2 separate regions of the Mus musculus genome follow, and region 2 is linked to region 1. Evidence: chromatin contacts called from ENCODE Hi-C or POLR2A ChIA-PET data. All regions are on one chromosome and are shown on one strand. The core of a region is the stretch at or near the end of the contact, and the rest is flanking DNA. Distances in the headings are between cores, read along the strand shown.

What was found. Hi-C counts contacts between places; a loop is a spot of excess contacts on that map. ChIA-PET counts read pairs that join two places held with the same protein, here RNA polymerase II (POLR2A).
Region 2: POLR2A ChIA-PET joins it to region 1 with 14 read pairs in embryonic stem cell. The contact joins the promoter of Esrp1 here to the promoter of Dpy19l4 in region 1. A Hi-C loop is called at or near these places in 1 of 37 maps with a recorded cell type or tissue (gastrocnemius). POLR2A ChIA-PET finds 5 or more read pairs at or near these places in 2 of 5 experiments (both embryonic stem cell).

Annotation. Positions count from the first base shown.
Region 1 is chr4:11,320,815-11,327,716 of GRCm38, forward strand. It overlaps Dpy19l4 (dpy-19-like 4 (C. elegans)), which reads right to left and starts at 1,323. Exons shown (of 19, transcript NM_001081201.2): 1 at 1,186-1,323. The coding sequence starts at 1,201.
Region 2 is chr4:11,383,813-11,390,492 of GRCm38, forward strand. Esrp1 (epithelial splicing regulatory protein 1) reads right to left here and starts at 2,971. Exons shown (of 16, transcript NM_194055.3): 1 at 2,493-2,971; 2 at 1,835-1,963; 3 at 537-650. The coding sequence starts at 2,624. Gm35631 (a long non-coding RNA gene) reads left to right here and starts at 3,320. Exons shown (of 2, transcript XR_390400.3): 1 at 3,320-3,372; 2 at 4,053-5,600. RefSeq lists an enhancer at 3,211-3,240.

The DNA of each region.
Region 1 (6,902 bases), core at 73-2,572:
GTGTTAAGTATTAATGTGCTCACAAAGACAAACTGGTTTATCAACCTACCCACACAGATTTGTAACTAATCACAAAAATAAAGTTTAAAAAAAATCTTTGTCAAATGATAACACATTGCAAACACAGATATAGCTATAGCTAAAGAAAAAAGAGGAATTACATTCTTCCTTACCAGCAACCTGTTTTGAGGCTGGTTTTAGGTAGTATCTTAAATGTGCATGAAATTTAACACGAAGAGCTGCAGGAAGAGGAGGAATGGCTGAATCATGACCTCAGGGACAGGACATCTAGTCCCAGTCAGCATGTACTTCTAATAGTCTTTTGAAAAATGGCTTTCCATTGAATTCTTCAAACTCCCTTCTTGTCTCCTTGGTTCAACGGCTTAAATCTAAACCAGATAACTAACGGTCGCATTCACAACTCCACTCAGTAAGATAAAAACTGCTTTCCAGCAGAATGAAACATGTAACTGTTCATCCGAGCGAATGAAGTCCAAGAGCTCAATCGTGCATACACATCCCATGAAGTTACTATGCCACCAATACTTTTTTACACTATGTATCGTACACTGCTAAGTTTTTTGCCGCTTCCTATCTTTTGCTCACTGTCCAAATCCTCTATGGATAAATATTGCTGGCTAAACAATAAATTCCCTTGGCACTGACCCTGAGGAGCGTGCAGAGCTCTCTCCAGTCCATTAGTTTTAACCCTAAAACTGACCTCCTCCTCCCCTAAAACCACTTACATGCCCCTGCCCTTTGGCATTTGTTATCCATTAGAGCACAAGTGAACTCCGTCAGGTTCTGCGCGTCCATCCCAGATCCCAGCCTCAGTTTCCCGCGAGGGGTGCGATCCCTCCCATTCTGCACCCAAAGCTTCCAGCCTGGACCAGAACCCACCCAAGCTCGTCCTGCTTTCCACTGCGGAGCAACTCCGGACCCGCAGCCCCGCCACCCAACAACAGCTTCCTTTCCGAGACTCCTGACTTTAAGTTCCACTTCTGCGTCCTATTTCGGGAGACGAAACTTTGGGCCATTTTCTCGGCTCGCGCCCGGTTCCACTGCAAACTCGGGGGCGCGCGCCCCCGCCCGCCCTGCTCCCCGCGGCCCGCAGCCAGCAGTCAGGCCCGGCCCCTCTCCCGAGCCCGCCGCGGCAGTTGGCGCGCTACACGCCGGAGCCTTCACCTTCTTCCTTTGCCATCGTCTCCGCGGAGACCCGAGTGGCCCTACGGCTCCCGAGCAGCCCGGAGTCTCCCAAACCTCCGAGTATCCAAACCCCGCGGCCGCCCCGGCCAGCTCCCGGCTGCCGCGCCCCCACTTCCTGACCCGCCCCCCTCTGGTGTCTCCGCCAACTGGGTCCCTCCAAGGCGCTCCGGGAACCAGAGTGCAGGGAGCGGGGCCCGGCCGGAGCGTTTCGCTAGAGCGCCTCAGCCATGCCCACGATGGCCACGGGATGGCAATGCTCCTGGGAGGAGCGAGTCCCCGCCGCCGCCCTCGCTCCTTGCTGAGCCTCACAGGAAAGCAGGAGCCAGAGCAAGCTTTTCGTGACGCTGGGATCCGTCTCAGAAAGTCATAGACTGTAGGCCAGATCCAGTCCCTATGTCCGGCCGATTTTTCAAACAGAAAACGGAGTTTCAACTGCAGAGCAACGAGTCCTGGACTTGTTACGATGATTTCAAAGCCAGGCAAGACGTTCTAGGCAGGTCCTTTGGATTAGTAGATGTTTGTTTGTTTGCTTGTTTGTTTTTGAGACTGGATCTCTCTATATGGCCAAGGCTGCTCTCAACTTGCCTCAGGTTCCCTACTGCTGCAATGGCAAGAGTGATACACAGTTTGGTTTAGTAGACACTTGGCGGCTACAAAAAAGTTTGTACCAGGTTATTCCCTATTGTAATCCCAGACCGTGACAAGTAGAGGAAGGAGGTTCATTATCAAGGCCAACCTCAGCTACATAAGCAAATTAAGTTATTATCATATAAAAAAGGAAACACAAGAGAGAGCAACGTGTCAATCACGAAAACTGCCTTGAACAAAATGTTTGCTCATGTCAATATTCTGGAAGAAAGCACAATAGTACTTTATAGTCTGCTATGAGGAATGTATAGAGATTATTTCATAACAATAGAATGCAGTTTAATTTTGTTGTGCAGTGCATGACTCATACTGAGAACACTGTGGCACGCCTTCAGTTGGCCCAAAAGCATGAGTGAACAGCCACTTCAAAAAAAGGATAGCTGTCTGTCTGTCTTTCTTTCTCTTTCTTTCTTTCTTTCTTTCTTTCTTTCTTTTTCTTTCTTCCTTCCTTCTTTCCTTCCTTCCTTCTTTCCTTCCTTCCTTCTTTCCTTCCTTTCTTATGTAGGCCTCCTATAGTAATTCACAGAAACTCCTAATTTTTTTTCCTATAATGCCTGGTTTCTGGATCTGTTCTGATTCTGTGGGATCCTGATCTAGTGATATTGGGGGTCCAATCCTACATTCAGGAGGGACGGGGGGGGGGGGGTTAGAGCACTTGTTTCTGGTTAATTGGGAGTTCAGCCAGAGCCACCAGTTCTTTTTCTGCCTTGCCTTGGACTCAGAGTATACCCTGGTGATACTGGAGGCTGAGAAAATTAGAGGCCCAGCGCTTGAGCTCCCATTGGCAGGGTTTCAACACTTAGGTTGCACAACACAGCCAAGGAACCACAAGGATGTTCCACAACACTAGGTTCATGTCTAGGGTTTGGAGAGGCCCAGCACAGGATGTCTAGCTGAGACAGGATATCTAGTTGAGACAGGATGTCTAGCTGAGACTAGAAGCTGTGACAGAACCCAGAAAGGCCCAGCCTAACTGAAATGGGAAAACTAGACATTTAGGAGACCTCTGGTGGGTTTGGAAGAATCAGCCTCTTTGGCTTAAAAGCCGTCTCACAGTAATGACAAATTAGGTTCATTCCTCTTTATGATTAAACTTGTTTTTCAAGGATCAGGCTATGCTCCACATAAAACCTGTGACCTTAACTACAAATGGTTTTGTACTGCCTGTTCCAGGAATGATAATTATGTCTTTGTTTCAATTTTTTTTTTAACCATCTTGCAACCCTACTTCCGTTTCATAAGGGTTGTCATGGCTACCTTGTTATAACTACCAGTTTTATGCTCACCTTGCAACCATGTCTTTGTTTCAGGATGCCCTTAGGAAAAGCTTGCTATGATGTTCTGCTCCTGTAACCCCACCTATTTTGCTTGCTAAATCCCCCATTTGAAAAACCCCTACTTCTGAACTATAAAAAGCTTTGTCTTCCTCATATTCAATGCTAAACTCTTGAGCCACATCTTGGTAAGAGGTCTGTGTACATGAATTTAAAAATCTTCCTTTAACTATTTGCTTGCAAGGGCTGGAGAGATGGCTCAGCAGTTAAGAGCACTGGCTGCTCTTCCAGAGGACCCGTGTTCAACTCCCAGCAACCACATGGCAGCTTACAACTGTCTGTAACCCTAGTTCCAGGGATCCAACTCCTCTCCCAGACAAACATGAAGTCAAATTAACAATGCACATAAAAAAGAAATAATTATTTGCTTGCCTTAATTAATTTGGCCATGATGAATTGAGTCTGTGGTCCTTCTCTTTCCATCTTTGAGATTAACACGTGCTCAAAGGTCTTGGGCAAAGTTGTTAATACCAGGAACCATCAACTGTGACCAGGTTTTAAAACTGGCAGGACACACTGTGCTGTGCTGAAGACTGTTGCTTGACTCAACAGCTAGTTTTGTCTCAGTTGTCACTAGTTCTGACATGTTTCCTTTATTTTTGAGGCAAAGACTCATTCATATACTCATGTGCCGTTACACCCAGTTTTCTGAACTTTTCTTTTAAAATATGACAGAAGTGAAGTTGAAGGAGTACCTCAGAAGATTCTGGCTTCCACAGACACCAAGCACGAAGGCAAAAACCTATATTCATTAAAAGTAAAATAAAAAATAAGAAATTAAGCATATGTTTTATTAAAATATTTTAAAAACATTTTTAGATTTCTTTTATGTATATAAATGTTTTGCATGCATGTGTGTCCCTGGTGCCTGAGGCAGACACAAGAGAGTATTAGATCCCCTGGAAGCAGCTATGGACAACTGCAAGCCAACACAGGAATACTGAGAACCACTCCTGCACGTTCTGCACCAGCACAAAGTGCTCAAAACAACTGCACCATCGCTCAGGTCCATGGGAAAGGATATTTTGAGATGGATATACTAAAAACCTTGAAACTTATTAAAATACAGATTTTTGTCACTCAAAACTCTTCTAGAAAGATATTTTTAGCTGGTTATGTAAAACAAAATTCAAAAATATTGGTACTAAAATATAAACACCAAGCAGTCTAGCATCAAAACTTTCTTAGGTGGTACAGGCATAGCAGTACCTGCCTGTACTTACAGCACCTAGGAGGTAGAGGTAAGACGATAAGGACCTCAAGACCAATCCCAGCTACATTGTGTGGTCAAGGTTTCTCTGGGCTACAATGGGACCCTGTCTCTAAATAAATATTTTACAAAGGGAAAAAAGGACAAATAGATGGCTCAGGGAGTTAACGAACTTGCTGCTAAAGCTGACTAAGGTAACGCTATCTTGTCCTAACTCTGTCTTATATCTCGCCCTTCTACTCCACAATAGCCCGACTTCCTTGGCAACATGCTGGAACTGTTCATGACCCTGACTGTGGTCCATATGTACTAACAAAAATAATGGATGTAAAATATACATCTAAAATAATAAAAAGGGAGTGTAAGCAAAAATAATTGTCATGTTGTCTGGAAACACTGTGAAGCTCTGCAAGAAAGCAGACATTACTGGGCCACCCCAAGACCCTCACTGACGTACCTGCACAAGCACATGTAATTATGGTTTTGGTCTTTAAAAATACTGTACCCCATGCTGGGCAGTGGTGGCACATATCTTAAATCCCAGCACTTGAGAGGCAGAGGCAAACGAATCTTTGAGCTCAAGGCCAGCCTGGTCTACAGAGTCAGCTCTATTACAGCCAGGGCTATGCAGAGAAACTCTGTCTTGAAAGACCAAAACTAAAAATGAAGTAAATAAAAATAAAACAAAAATAAATTAATGGAAACACTGTACCCCTGAGCTTGGGAACCAAGAGACTCTTAGGCGTGAGCCACTCTTGGTTGCTGGCTAATAAAGGGACTCATATACTTTTAATTGGCTTAGTTAGCATAATTGCCAATAATAATCTTATGAGTGGGGCTGGAGAGATGGCTCAGAGCACTGACTGCTCTTCCAGAGGTCCTGAGTTCAAATCCCAGCAACCATATGGTGGCTCACAACCATTTGTAATAAGATCGGATGCCCTCTTTTGGTATGTCTGAAGACAGCTACAGTGTAGCTTGCATATATAATAAATAATTAAATCTTAAAAAAATAATCTCAGGATCATTTCACTGTCTCATATACACATGCTGTGATCAAGATATAAAGTGAATAAATAAATAATATAAAGAAAGCAACAATAAGTCTCAAATATTTTACATTGGTATGGATTATTGCATATTGATAGAAATTTACGGTAGTATTTGCTATAACATACTGTATATATGTTTCAACTCTTGTTTAAAGCATTGTGCATATGCAACTCATTTAAAAACGATGTAAAGTTTGAGTCTCTAAAGACACTCATGTAAACTGCTTAGGATAGTTAAGAAATGCTAGTTAGTAGTCAGTCACCTGTAACTAATCACAGGTGTGGACTTGCTAGGGATTAGTGTAGTTAATTACAGCATAAGCTTTATTTAGCCTTCTCTATAGGTTTTCAATTAAAGCAGAGAGTAAATAGCTCGAAACAAGCAATGCTTGCCTATTCAGAGCTACTTTAGATAACTGGGTGGTCCTCAAACACTTCAGAGATCTGCAGATATGGCGTTTAAGATGTTTTAGTAACAAAAGGCTCTTTTGACAGACACATCAGCTCCTGGTAGCATCCCCAATCTACTTCAAAGATGATGATGAGCAAAGAAGGACCGCTACATGGAGTTCGCTTCAGTTGTGGCAAACATGGCCACTGGGCAAAAAACCTGCCCCTTACCTCAATGGCTGACAGCAGGCTCTCCAAACTGTGGAAAAGCAGGACACTGGGAAGTTGATTGATCCACTTTGCTGAGACAAGGTAGGCCAGTCCTTCAAAATTTCTGCTTCATGAAAAGTCTGTCAGATACTCTGACCCTACTGGCCAAAGATTGGCTGCCCTACGGATACCGGGGAATCCTAGGTGAGTGAGCACCTGAGCCAGCAGTCTGTCATAGAGATTTGGAAGCTGCTTGCTCTGCACTGCCTGTTTACTCAGGTAACATTTATCCTTCTTGGGTCTCTGATGGAGTTGAAGACTAGATAGTTATAGCCTTACTGTTTTCCCTATTAAAGATTAAAGACATCAACGCTTAATTTGTTTAGGGTTTAAGAAAATGTTGCCGGGAGCCAGGTGTGGTGGCACACGCCTTTAATCCCAGCACTCGGGAGGCAGAGGCAGGCGGATTTCTGAGTTCAAGGCCAACCTGGTCTACAGAGTGAGTTCCAGGACAGCCAGGGACCCTGTCTCGAAAAAAACAAACAAGAAAAAAAACCCCAGTTGCTACACAGAGAAACCCTGTCTCGAAAAACCAAAAACCAAATCAAAACAAAACAAAAAACCCAGTTATATGATTATGTTTTAATCCCAGGTGTGGGATAGGTGGCTGCTTCAGATTGTCCACAGCATCTACAATTTGTCTCCTGCTCTAGGAAGGGCATGACTTTTGCCAGCTACAAACAGCTTATACTTGGAATTCTGGGAACTCTTGAGAGGGTATGAATATGAGATCCCTAAGTTGGCACATGGCAGTTGCTGCTGGTTCCTGCTGTTGCATTTGCTGTTTTACTG
Region 2 (6,680 bases), core at 1,721-4,220, 65 kb after region 1:
GGTTTTTTTTACTCTTTGAAGGATAAAGCCATTTCACATTAAGGAAATTATCACAATTTGGTATAATAAAGTATAATTCTATTTTAAATGACAGAAATTCAAATTTTTATTAGCTTTGGAAAATAGAGGATGTAGAGCTGGAAACAAAGAAAATGTTTTAAATCACCAAAGGATACCTGTAAGTTACTCCTATCCGGGACATCTCCACGAAATGTGGTAAAATAGACATAGCAATGTTAACCCTTCTTAAGCTCCGGCACTCAGCTACATACCTGCAGTCTCCTCACTTTGAAGTACAGCAACATCAAGCTCACTGACACTGTGTAACTGTTACCATCCTTCTGATTCAGAACATTTTAATTTTTCCAAAGGAAAATCTGCACTATTACACAGCTAACTCCCTACTTTGACTTCTTTAGAAGTAGGATAATTTGAATGAAAGTACACCTGTCCTTCCAGAAACCAGAACAGACTGAGTTAGTTTGTTTGTTTCTCAGAGCGCATCCACCTGCTTTTCCAGAACCCAGCACTCTTACCTTCTTGGAAGCCTCGGGATGCAAGATCTGCCTAATGTGAAGCTGCCCGTCAGTACAGAGACAGAAGGAAGTCCCTACCCCGATGTTCAGTTCATTGCTCACTGACTGGTTAAACTGCAAGAACAAGAGACACACGAGGGATGCAACGAAAGCAGAATTTACAAGCACACCAAAGTGGCCCAACTTGAAGATAACCAAAGAAAAACCCTCCTGAAGCCTCGGACGCAGGACACCAGGGTAATACCACAAAGAACCCTTCCCCAGGAACCTCCTCTTTTCACCCAGGCAAGGGAGCTTTCCAACCAATCTGCAGTTTTTGTTCGGGAGTTGAAGTCACTTCCCAGCAGCCCCGATATTCAGGATGAGACTAATCGGGTCACTTTTAACAGATTGCTTTTAGATTACATCATATTATAGTATTACTTTTTCAGTGTTTCAGGTTTAAGGAACCCATATCCGATAAACAAGCGGGGTAATGAATAAGCAGAATTCTGTAAGGCGGCTGGTTATCACCTTTCTTTAGAAAATACTCTAGAAATAAAATACTCTAAAATAATTCCTTTAACTGGAAACTGGTGTGCTACGGCGGAGGCTGGGAGAACGCAGAGCACATTTGCCGCACAGGTGTTGAGACCCGCCCTATTCCGGAGTCTAGCAACCGTCAGCACCCAGAGCAGTTTTTAGGTCACCTCAATTTCAACCGGGGATCCCGCCAGCTCCACGATGACCCAACAAACAGCCCCACAGGTTTGTACATGCAACCACTCCATGGGATCCCAATCAAGGCAGTAAAGAAGTAATGAGGAAGCTAAGCTTTTGGAAATTGGCTAAAATCAGGCGGGCACTCAGGTGCAAACCAAATTACAGCCATAGCTAGCATTAGCGCGGTATGACTGAGGGTCTACCCCTCTACAGCACTGCGCCTCCAACCCCAGGCGAGCTACAGACCCAGATACCAGGAGAGACTGGGTGAGCTCGGAGCTGGCACTGCAACTTCGCTGGCGGCCCGTGAGGTAAACCTCGCGCGGCGGATTCTCCTGCCCAAAGAACTACTCAGGAGGCAACAGGAGCTCGAGCCCATCTCAATCTCGAGACCCTGGGGGCCGGGAAGTCAAGCACCGCAGCCCTCCCCCGCCCCCCGGCCGGACTCCCACACACAAGGCTGGGAACCTCGCCACCCCACCCCAGAAACAAGCAGAGGCCGCCCCACGAGGGCGTGGAGCCGCAGGGTTGGGTCGGGTCGAGTATGGGGGCCACCTGGATGGGGGTGGGCGGCGTGGCCTGGCCAAAACTGTCACCTGTCGGAGGGCTTGGTCCAGCTGCGGCGCGGAAGACAGGTTTTCGGCGTCTATTTTAGTTTCTTCTTTACAATCCTCTGTCAGTTCCAACTGATCCGGTCTAACTAGTACTTCGTGCAGCTGTCCCACCTCGGGGAATAAGGGGTAGAAAACAAGGGGTCGGTTTCCCCCCTTTTCAATTTGGAAATCCTTCCTCCTCCCTGGCTTTTCCTGGACGGCTCGAGCTCTACAGGCACCTAACAGCAGAATCAAAGCTCCCTAGAAACCCAGGGATCTGGTCGCCCCACCCCCACCCTACCCGGATCAAGTCGCCCAGGCCAAGGAGGGGACCCTAGCGCCCCGGGGACCACCAGCCTGGCATAGGCGTTCTGCGACTCTCAGAGAACGCGGCTCGGCAGCGAGAGGCCTTTTTCTACCTGAGCCAAGTTTCAGAAGATTTAAACGGCTCCAAGGTGGTTGGCCAACAGGTTTGATTCTGCTATGGATTCTCTAGGCCTCGGGGCCCCGCTTCATAAGCGTGCAACCACTTAAAGAAAAGTGAAGAAAAGAAAAAAAAAAAAAAAAGGAAAGGGAAAAGAAACCGACTACCCTTTCTCCAACTTTCTTCAATAAAGTTGTTGCCCCGACTCCTCGTTTGGACCAGAACATAGTAAAGTACCTTCTTGTTGGCCAAATCCACGACTTTCCATAACAGCAGGATCAGCTCCTTCTCATCCGAACCCAGCTTGGCTCCGGTGGCCCCAGCAGTGATCCCAAAAAGCACCACCAAGTAATCCGGAGACGCCGTCATGACGATAGGTGGGGAGGGGGAGGAGGGGGGCCGGGAGGCGGCGAGGTGGGGTTGGAAGTGAGAACGAGAAAACCTGTGCTAAAACCCTCTTCCAAGAGAAAAAGAAAGCGCCCACCCCCCTCCTCGAGGCCGCCAGGGCAAAAGGCGGTAACCTGCCACCCAAGCCCACACCTGGCCGGCGCTCCACACCCTGGGCAGGAAGGGGGGTGGAAGGAGGGAAGAGCAGGCCTGCCCTTTTTGTATCCAATTGCTGGTGCGTCTAAGAAAAAACCCAGGAGCCGGGCTGCACCCCCGGGAGGCGCGCGCAATGGCTGAAAGCTTTTCTGTTTTGGGATGTGGCTCTACCTGCCCGCCCCTTTTCCCCCCTCCCCCACGTGGTGCAGGTAAGAGACACCTGGCGGCGCCCGGCCATTGGCTCCTTCAAACCACGACGTGGCAGCGGTGGGAGGGGAGCTGGGGGAGGGAGAAGAGAGGGCGGGAGACAAAGGCTGGATGAATGGGGAAGCAAGGGCTGGGGGAAGGGGAGGGAAAGAGAGAGGCGGGGAAGAGCTACTTGTCACCAGGAGGGTAGCCAAGGCCAGACCAAGGGGCGGGGGGCACGACGACGAGAAGGGTCCCTGCTCGAGGACGCAGCGTTGAGGGATTTGGAGGGTTGGCTTGGCCGAGGGTGTGTGGGGGGGGGGGGGGGAGGAGAAGCTGAGGGGTCGCGCGAATGACCAAGGTGCCTAAAGGTAAAAGAAGGCCAGAGGTGAGGCCCAGGGCGCGGCGCGTGGGAGGGACGGGTCTACGGCTGCCCGGGAAGCTGGTGCGGGTAATTGCGGAACCCGGCAAACGCCGCTCCTGAGCCCAGCACACCTTTCTGTGCAAACAGCCGGAGGAGGGTGTCCTGCTGGCCCTGCCCCTCACGGCGCGGGAGGCTGGCATTCGCTCTCTCCACCTCGGGGCGAGCCTCCGCCCCCACCCCCGAGCCGCAGAACCCGACGCTTGGCTGGCTAGGCAGGTCCTGGGATGCAATCACAGCCCTCGAAGCAGCTGGGGAACCTCGGGAGGAAGGACCTGTAGCCCCTTCTCTATTGCTATAATTGTTACATCTTCGTCGTGCTGGCTGCTAATTCGAGACCGGAACACCCTCTAGGACGCAGACACAGTTAACTGTGACTTGCCTTGGCTAAGAAGTACATCTGCCCCGCAGCCCTCATAGAGATTTTTCAGTCAGGCCAAACGCACTTTTCGTTAAATATCCTGCCTTTTGTTCTTGGAGCGTGTGACTTGGCCAACTTATGCCCATAGACTCCTGCGCCTCCACCACCAACCACCCCAGCCCTGCCACAAGCCACCAAGAGCTATATAAGGTTATGTTGACACTTTAGAAAAGTGCCATCGGTGGAGTTCCCTCGAGTTTTCTGTTTTAAACCGGTCTATTCTTAGGAGCCGAATTCCGTCTGAAATATTACTCGTTTGGCGCCCGGTGTGTGGCCTTGCATATCCTTGCAGTGAAAAGAAGCGGCCACACCCTTGCAACCGCAGGAACCTATTGGTACTCTCCTGGGGGACCCTTGTCAGGACAACCTAGAGACTACGCTTTCCCAGCGGGAGCTGACTCCCGGGAGTGGGGAGAGGAGTCGGAGGCCCGCGGCGCGCGTTTCCCGGTAGGATGAGGTGCGGCCGGAGACGGGGGCCGGCGGTGCAGGTGGCAGCCGCGTCCGGGATCGCAGGCGGAGGCCTGGCTCGCGCTCAGCTCCCGAGTCCCCGGGTGCCTCTCCTGGCCCCGCCCTAGCCCCGGTGTCTCCGAGCCTGCCTCCTTGTCCCCTGGAGTCGAGGGGGCTGGGACTGGGCGGGGAATCTGGAAAAACCACCCAGATTGCATTGCAGTGGGCGAGGCCGCTTGGAGGAGCCGGTTCTGCGGAGCCGCGTCGCCCCAGGGCTCTCTAGACGTGACCATCTCGGTTGCTCGGCTCTACCGAAGAGGCAACACCTGGCAAAGGCACGAGACTCCGCGGCACGCTCAGCACACCGGGCTGGGAGGCCCCAAGTCAGGCAAGCGAAGGTTGCAGAGAAAGTGATCACAGCCGCACCTGAAGCACCTCCGACAGGACTTTGGAGTTTGGATCCATCGTTCCTACGACAAGTTTTAAAGAACGGAAGACTTAAAGTCGGCGCTTTTACTAGGAGATGCCGCAACAGGAAACTAACATGAATCTCACAGCTGCCCCTCTTTTGCAGAGACTCTCCATCCCCCATTTTAATAAGCTGGATTATCTGTTTCTAACATTTTTTAATTTTTAGATTTTAAATTCAATTTTTAATTCAGTTTAATGTGTCCAACTGGATTTACCTTAACAAGGGTTTTGCTGTTTGTTGTTTTGGGGTAGATGCTCAGGGCTTGTAACAGCCTGGCACTTGCTCTGCCCACAACAAATACACAAATACAGTAATTTTAATGATAAAAAGAAAGGAAGGAAAGGAGGACGTGACTGCTTCTAGGTACGGATTAACATTTTTTTAGCCAGTGATCTCAGAGGCAAAGGCTAGGGAATCTTATGAACCTAGTCTAAAAACCCAGTTTCGGGATAACCAGAGCTACACAGACTAGGTAGTCTGGAAAAAGATTGAGATTAGCGATATGAGGGAGCCCATAGCTAGAGGTATGTGGAAGGGTCCAGAATGAAGAGGAAGCTGAGCCACGCCGTGTGAGAAGAGGAAGATAGAGAGAGGGAAACCAGGTGCAGTGGCCAAGGGGCCAAAATAGCTGGGTTATTGGTAGAAGGGCAACTCAGCCCAGTTCCTGTACTGGAGAGTTCAGGGTAGGGGGCAGAGTAAACCGACTAAGAGGACCTTGTAACTGGTACGGACTGAGGGATGCTGAGTTTTACGCTAGGGTTTAAGACCTAGCATCCCAGGTTTTTGTTGTCAGTAAAGGGGTCGTCCCTTAGTTATTAGGCTGAAACTGGGGCTTTGTCAGCAGCCCAGGAAAGCTGGAATGCTGACCAAGGCCCCGGAGTAAGGCTGCGGGCTGTTTCCGCTCTGGTGGATGGATGCCCAGGTTCTCCCGCCCCTCCAGGGACTTGGGAAGCACAAGCCACTTAGGAGCAATCTATGTAGCTGGACCACCTAGGGCTAGCTACTTTGGGGCTGTCTAAGATGCAAATTCCAAAGTAACACCTGGGGGCCAGCATTTGTAGGCAGTTAACTTGATACCTGCTGCGACAAATAGACTAGGGAAAGAAGGTAAAGTCTAGGAGTTGGTCAGCCCCGTGATACTGGTAGGTAGTGGAGGGGAGTCCCAAGTAGAGGAGCGATCGCACCCTCAAGAATAGGCAGCTGGGGAAACTTAGGTTGTTGACTGACAGCGGTGCTTATCTGGAGTGCCTTTGACCTGTGAGAAAGAGATCCAGGTCGATTCTCTGAAGTGTATGAGTTCTTTAATTCTAGAGATGTTTTTAGCACAACGAGAAACATTTTAAAATCTACACTTAGAAATAACCAAAGGAGATTTCAAATTTTGAGCTTGTGACTATGATGTAGTCGATCCTTAACCAGGGACTAGATTAATAGCTTATCAGAACTCTCTTGACTAATGTTAAAATTCTGAGCTTTTGATGTCTTACCATAACAATAGCATAGAGAGGGGAAGAAATCTGAAATGTTTCTCATCTTTATATACCTTAAGTCACTTCATAGAACTTTATAACTTGGATTTACACATCTTTTAAAAACCTTTTTGAGACCTTCACAACTTAAACCTTATATCCTCAGACCTTTACAACTCTTATTTATATATACCTTAGAACACTTTCTTAGATCCTCGAAATGTCCATAACTTTTAAATCTTTTTTAGAAGTCCAATCATTTACCACGAGGCACAGGCGGTTGATATGAGAGCAGCAGTTTTGATGTTACTAAGCACCTCGGTGATTTTCCCAGGTTTGAGACCTAACAGAATTGTAACAATATGTATGCAAATTTGCAGTTGTCTTATAAGCCTAGGTGTTAATTCATCATTGTAAAGGAAACTCTACTCACAGTCACAGAAAAAAACAAATTTTTTTTTCAAGA